Regions from separate parts of the Mus musculus genome. Here region 1 is linked to region 2. The links are chromatin loops, found by intact Hi-C in ENCODE. Cell type or tissue: heart. All regions are shown on one strand. Links, peaks and the distances in the headings refer to the core of each region. The heading gives the core; the rest is flanking DNA. Region 1 has its middle 32 kb from the start of Gm36298. Region 2 holds the start of Gm5141 (predicted gene 5141).

Evidence for each region. Peaks named below come from ENCODE experiments on the same cell type or tissue, not always from the same donor. Only the 100,000 strongest peaks of a DNase experiment are listed, where the experiment ranks them.
Region 1: it touches region 2 in a loop (2.8-fold over the local background); 5 of 42 quality-filtered maps call a loop at or near these places.

What each region holds. Positions count from the first base shown.
Region 1 is chr13:62,683,701-62,686,510 of GRCm38, reverse strand. It overlaps Platr25. Among named protein-coding and RNA genes, the nearest start is that of Gm36298, 32 kb to the right of the region's middle. In heart, for the core only: no CTCF peak of the experiment used is centred there; a DNase peak (open chromatin) is centred at 1,630; H3K4me3 peaks cover 1,543 bases; H3K27ac peaks cover 246 bases.
Region 2 is chr13:62,784,499-62,787,308 of GRCm38, reverse strand. It overlaps Gm5141 (predicted gene 5141), which reads left to right and starts at 1,501. Exons shown (of 4, transcript NM_001256065.1): 1 at 1,501-1,628. The coding sequence starts at 1,626. In heart, for the core only: no CTCF peak of the experiment used is centred there; a DNase peak (open chromatin) is centred at 1,448; H3K4me3 peaks cover 1,229 bases; H3K27ac peaks cover 668 bases.

The DNA of each region.
Region 1 (2,810 bases), core at 166-2,665, 100 kb after region 2:
TTGTAAAAAGTCAATTATTGGTTCCCTTTAAATGCCACACTGCTCTGATCTCTTACTTGTATCCATTCTGTGATGTTTCTCAGGCATAAGAATTTCTTTCCATTTCTTTTACAAGTGCTGCTTAGGACAAGGTCTCCCGAAGCCCAGGCTGGCTCATGCCATGTAATTCAGAATTGCTTTGAACATCTAATCCTGTCTCTAAAGCCACATGATGGGAAGATTGTCCTGCATCTCTTCTAGGCTAGGCTTTGAAGGTGAACGTTTTTCTGGTATGGCTGTACTTGACATTAGCAATGAGTAGTAAGGTCACCAGTTTTCCATCTTGATGTCACCTTGACTGGCCATTACTCTGGTCTGCAGACCAGGCAATTAAGAATCTGAAAAGAGAGCCGGGATTGGTTTCACACGCCTTTAATCCCAGCACTCAGGAGGCAGAGGCAGGCAGATTTCTGAGTTCCGGGCCAGCCTGGTCTACAAAGTGAGTTCTAGGACAGCCAGGGCTATACAGAGAAACCCTGTCTCAAAAAACACAAAACAAAACAAACAAACAAAAAGATGGGAAAACCCTTCTTTAATCTGGAGGTTTTGATTGAGAAGAAAAAAATTAATCTAGGCCAGAACTACTTCTGCTGTGAGTATATATATATATATATATATATATATATATATATATATATATATATATATATATATATAAAGGATATTGAAGATGATAGGTCTTTCTCAATCTCTCTTTCCCACGTACTGGCTTGCAAGGTCTCTTTATTTTTCTGACATTAAGGCTCCATCTGTGGAATTCTGTTACATGCTGAAGACCAGCTGAGACATATAGGCACTACTGTTTTCTTCAACTCTCCATTGGTACAGTCATTGATTTACTAGTGGGGCCTCATTCTGTGAGCCATTCTGATCTCTCCACTTTCTGCATACTCATAGAGATTCATGCTCTGAATTCTGTTCATCTGGAAAACCTTTACTAATACAGATATGTTTTTTCACCTTCCCACGTAGGAAACCGTGCTGGCTAACAATAGTGCTCCATAATGAATGGCATCCATCCCCTGCTTTTCTCCCAGGGTTGTCTGGAGTAGCAATTGCTTATTAGCTGCGGTTTTCCTGATGTCAGTGTAAAACGAGAGAAGCACATTTTGTGTCCTAAAATCTCTCTTTAATTGTAAATATTCTTGAAACCTATAGTTCACTCTGCTCCAAGTTGAATAATGTACTGTGCAAGGTGTGGCTCTTGTTTCCTTGGAGGAGCAGGGGGCGGAGCGAGGAGGAGGAGAACCAGCGGCGGCCTTGGAGGAGCAGGAAGAAGAAATTCCTGCTGAGTTCTGGATGACTGAAAGATAGACTTTTGGAGGACAGGACTGAAAGAAAGTCTTGCAGATCTGAAAAGGGTCAGCTCCTAGATAAGAAATCCAAGCTGGGAAGCCTTATGCTGTGTGTCTTCAGCGCACTCTAACCCTAAGGGAGGTGGTCATGTCAATCAAGACTCACTAGCCAATCAGGGCCTCTGGATAGGCCCGCCAATAGAAGTAGAGGCGTGTTCTTCCGTGTGCCTTGTGCTCTCTGTTCCTCTCCGTTGCGAGCAGGCTGAAAGATTGATCTGATTTGTTTTCATCTCTGCTGACAGGGGCCTTAGGGAATTGCCAGCGATCTACAACGTGGCGACATGGTGAGCGTGTGACCACTGCCCTTAACCGGAAGGAGCAGGGAGTTAAGCAGCTGGAGTCGGGGTGATGGGATGCAGGGGACCAGCCCTGACTGTTCTTGGTTCCTCTTCAGGCAGCGGAGGGGGAAGTGTCTGAGGTGACAAGACTTGGTCTTTAGGGATGTTTAGGGTTGCTGTTTAGTATTAAGACGTTTGCCTATTTTGAGTCTCAGTCGCATTGCATCCGAAGCTGACCTGCCCGAGTTCCTCTGAGGCAAGGCTGGACGCTGCAATCTCTGGTATTTAGAGCCTCCTCTTAAAAAGACAGGGGATTAAGTGAGTAGCTTTTGTTCTATCTCCACTGAAACTGGGCTGCTCTAACTTCCAGCCTGCTAGTTGAAGTCACAGGAAGAAAGGCGGGACACTTTTAAACATCTCTTTAATCTTTATTTCCAAGTTCTTCTAAAAAGTTTCCTATGAAAGGGAGTGGGTAATTAAGTAAAGGAGTCATTGCTAGAGCCTTTCCCTCTTGTCCAGATGCCTCTTGCTTGCTAAGCCTGGGGCAAGTTTGGAGCAATAAAGTTCTCTTAAACCAGGAGAAGAGAGCCACCCTCACAGAAGGAAAGGCAAATATGGATAAACATATAAATTCATACACTTTTGGGAGGTTAGTTTGGTCCAATGTATGTTGAATTTCCAACTAGAGGGGACTCCTTTGCAGATATGTCCAATCCACTTGCACAGTTACTTCAGCTCAGAGTGTTGAGAAGCTGTGTGTTAGATTATGTCTCTCCGCAGCTAACATTGCACATAGGGGTGCTGTCAAACTATATCTTCTTATGCCATTCTCTCTGCCAGGGAATGGCCTGCACTTTTTCAAAATCACTCTCCTTTCCTAATAACCATTCCAACGCCAAATGACTTCTCAGCTCTCTCTTCTATAGAAGATTCTGATGCTAGGAATATTTGTTCAAAGGCGCATACATCCTGCTATCTATTGTACTTTTAATATGTATTATACATTGTAGTGTGCTGAGTGAGTCAAAGTCAGCTGGGCTTCTAAATCAGACCCTATCTCAAACACAGGAAATAATCAGAATTGTATTTGTGATAGGCTTGCAGACTCCAGTTTTTCTTTTACCAATTAATTTTTTTT
Region 2 (2,810 bases), core at 186-2,685:
TTTAAATGCAGCACTGCTCTGATTTCTTACTTGTATCCATTCTGCGATGTTTCCCAGGCATAAGAATTTCTTTCCATTTCTTTTACAAGTGCTGCTTAGGACAAGGTCTCCCGAAGCCCAGGCTGGATCATGCCATGTAATTCAGAATTGCCTTGAACATCTAATCCTGTCTCTAAAGCCACATGATGGGAAGACAGTCCTGCATCTCTTCTAGGCTAGGCTTTGAAGGTGAATGTTTTCCTGGTATGGCTGTACTTGACATTAGCAATGAGTAGTAAGGTCACCAGTTTTCCATCTTGATGTCACCTTGACTGGCCATTACTCTGGTCTGCAGATCAGGCAATTAAGAATCTGGATAGAGAGCCAGGATTGGTTTCACACGCCTTTAATCCCAGCACTCAGGAGGCAGAGGCAGGCAGATTTCTGAGTTCCAGGCCAGCCTGGTCTACAAAGTGAGTTCCAGGACAGCCAGGACTATACAGAGAAACCCTGTCTCAAAAAACAAAAAACAAAAACAAGCAAACAAACAAAAAGATGGGAAAACCCTTCTTTAATCTGGAGGTTTTTATTGAGAAGAAAAAAATTAATCTAGGCCAGAACTTCTGCTGTGAGCACATATATATATATATATATATATATGTAAATAAAGGATATTGAAGATGGTAGTTCTTTCTCAATCTCTGTTTCCCACGTACTGGCTTGCAAGGTCTTTTTATTTTTCTGGCATTAAGGCTCCATCTGTGGAATTCTGTTACATGCTGAATACCAGCTGAGACATATAGGCACTACTGTTTTCTTCAACTCTCCATTGGTACAGTCATTGATTTACTAGTGGGGCCTCATTCTGTGAGCCATTCTTATCTCTCCACTTTCTGCATACTCATAGAGATTCATGCTCTGAATTCTGTTCATCTGGAAAACCTTTACTAATACAGATATGTTTTTTCACCTTCCCACGTAGGAAACCGTGCTGGCCAACAATAGTGCTCCATAATGAATGGCATCCATCCCCTGCTTTTCTCCCAGGGTTGTCTGCAGTAGCAATTGCTTATTAGCTGCAGTTTTCCTGATGTCAGTGTAAAATGAGAGAAGCACATTTTGTGTCCTAAAATCTCTCTTTAATTGTAAATATACTTGAAACCTATAGTTCACTCTGCTCCAAGTTGAATAATGTACTGTGCAAGGTGTGGCTCTTGATTCCTTGGAGGAGCAGGGGGCGGAGCGAGGAGGAGGAGAACCTGCGGCGGCTTTGGAGGAGCAGGAAGAAGAAATTCCTGCTGAGTTCTGGATGACAGAAAGATAGACTTTTGGAGGACAGGACCGAAACAAAGTCTTGCAGATCTGAAAAGGGTCAGCTCCTGGATAAGAAACCCGAGCTGGGAAGCCCTATGCTGTCTGCCTTCAGCACACTCTAACCCTAAGGGAGGTGGTCATGTCAATCAAGACTCACTAGCCAATCAGGGCCTCTGGATAGGCCCGCCAATAGAAGTAGAGGCGTGTTCTTCCGTGTGCCTTGTGCTCTCTGTTCCTCTCCGTTGCGAGCAGGCTGAAAGATTGATCTGATTTGTTTTCATCTCTGCTGACAGGGGCCTTAGGGAATTGCCAGCGATCTACAACCTGGCGAAATGGTGAGCGTGTGACCACTGCCCTTAACCGGAAGGAGCAGGGAGTTAAGCAGCTGGAGTCGGGGTGATGGGATACAGGGGACCAGCCCTGGCCGTTCTTGGTACCTCTTCAGGCAGTGGAGGGGGAACAGTGTCTGAGGTGACAAGACTTGGTCTTTAGGGATGTTTATGGTTGCTGTTTAGTATTAAGACGTTTGCCTATCTTAAGTCTCAGTCGCGTTGCAGCCGAAGCTGTTTTTTGCATTTCAAATGATGTCCCATCTGCTGATCTCCCCTCCCTGTCATAGAGACCTGTCCCAGTGCTACTCCTGGCCTCAGGTATCTTCCCACGTTTGCTTATCAAGTCTTCCCCAGATTAGGTGCATCAGATACCACATCAGGCTACAGGTTTAGGGACAGCTCTGCTGCTGGGGGCATACCAGCTTTTGGGGTTTTACAGATCAGGTGGGCGGGACACAGCATTGGATGAGGGCCAAAAGACTGATGATCTCTGGCCTTGTAACTTTCTCCAAGTGTACTGGATGCTATCAGCTAATGGCTTCTAGAGACTTGACACTCTCTTGCTCATATTGTGGCTGAAAATGGCTGGTTTCTTTCCTCTTTATCTCACTGTGCGTTATTTTTACTTTATAAAACTCTGTGTTTTATTAATTGCTGTATCTTCACTTTATAACTCTCTATTACTATTGTGTGCTTTATTAAGTGTGCTTTATTTATTAAGTGTGCTTTATTTATTATTAAAACTTAACTCCTTCTTAACTTTATCACTGTTCTGTGCTTCATGCCGTGCTGGGGAATCTTACCTCTTTATTACAATCTTGTGGTTAAAATCTAAATTCTTTCTCATTATTTTGTGGTACATTAAGTCCTGGAGAAACAATTCTTTATTAACTCTTTATGTCTGTTATGTCTTACTATTGCTATCAACTTAACTCTTTATTATTTCTACATAAATAAACACTAACATCAGGGGAATAGAACATGCTGGTTAGCCTGGGGAGTATTAAATACAATGATTTCTTGCTAGAAGCTGCTTTCTGGCCAGGAAGTTTGTTAACTTTCTTCAAGAGAATGAGGAGAGGAAAGGAAAGGAGTCACTCACACAGAAACATACAGTGGGCAAAGTGGAAAATGGCTACTCACATACATTTGGATGAATTGATGGATGGATAGATGGATGGATGG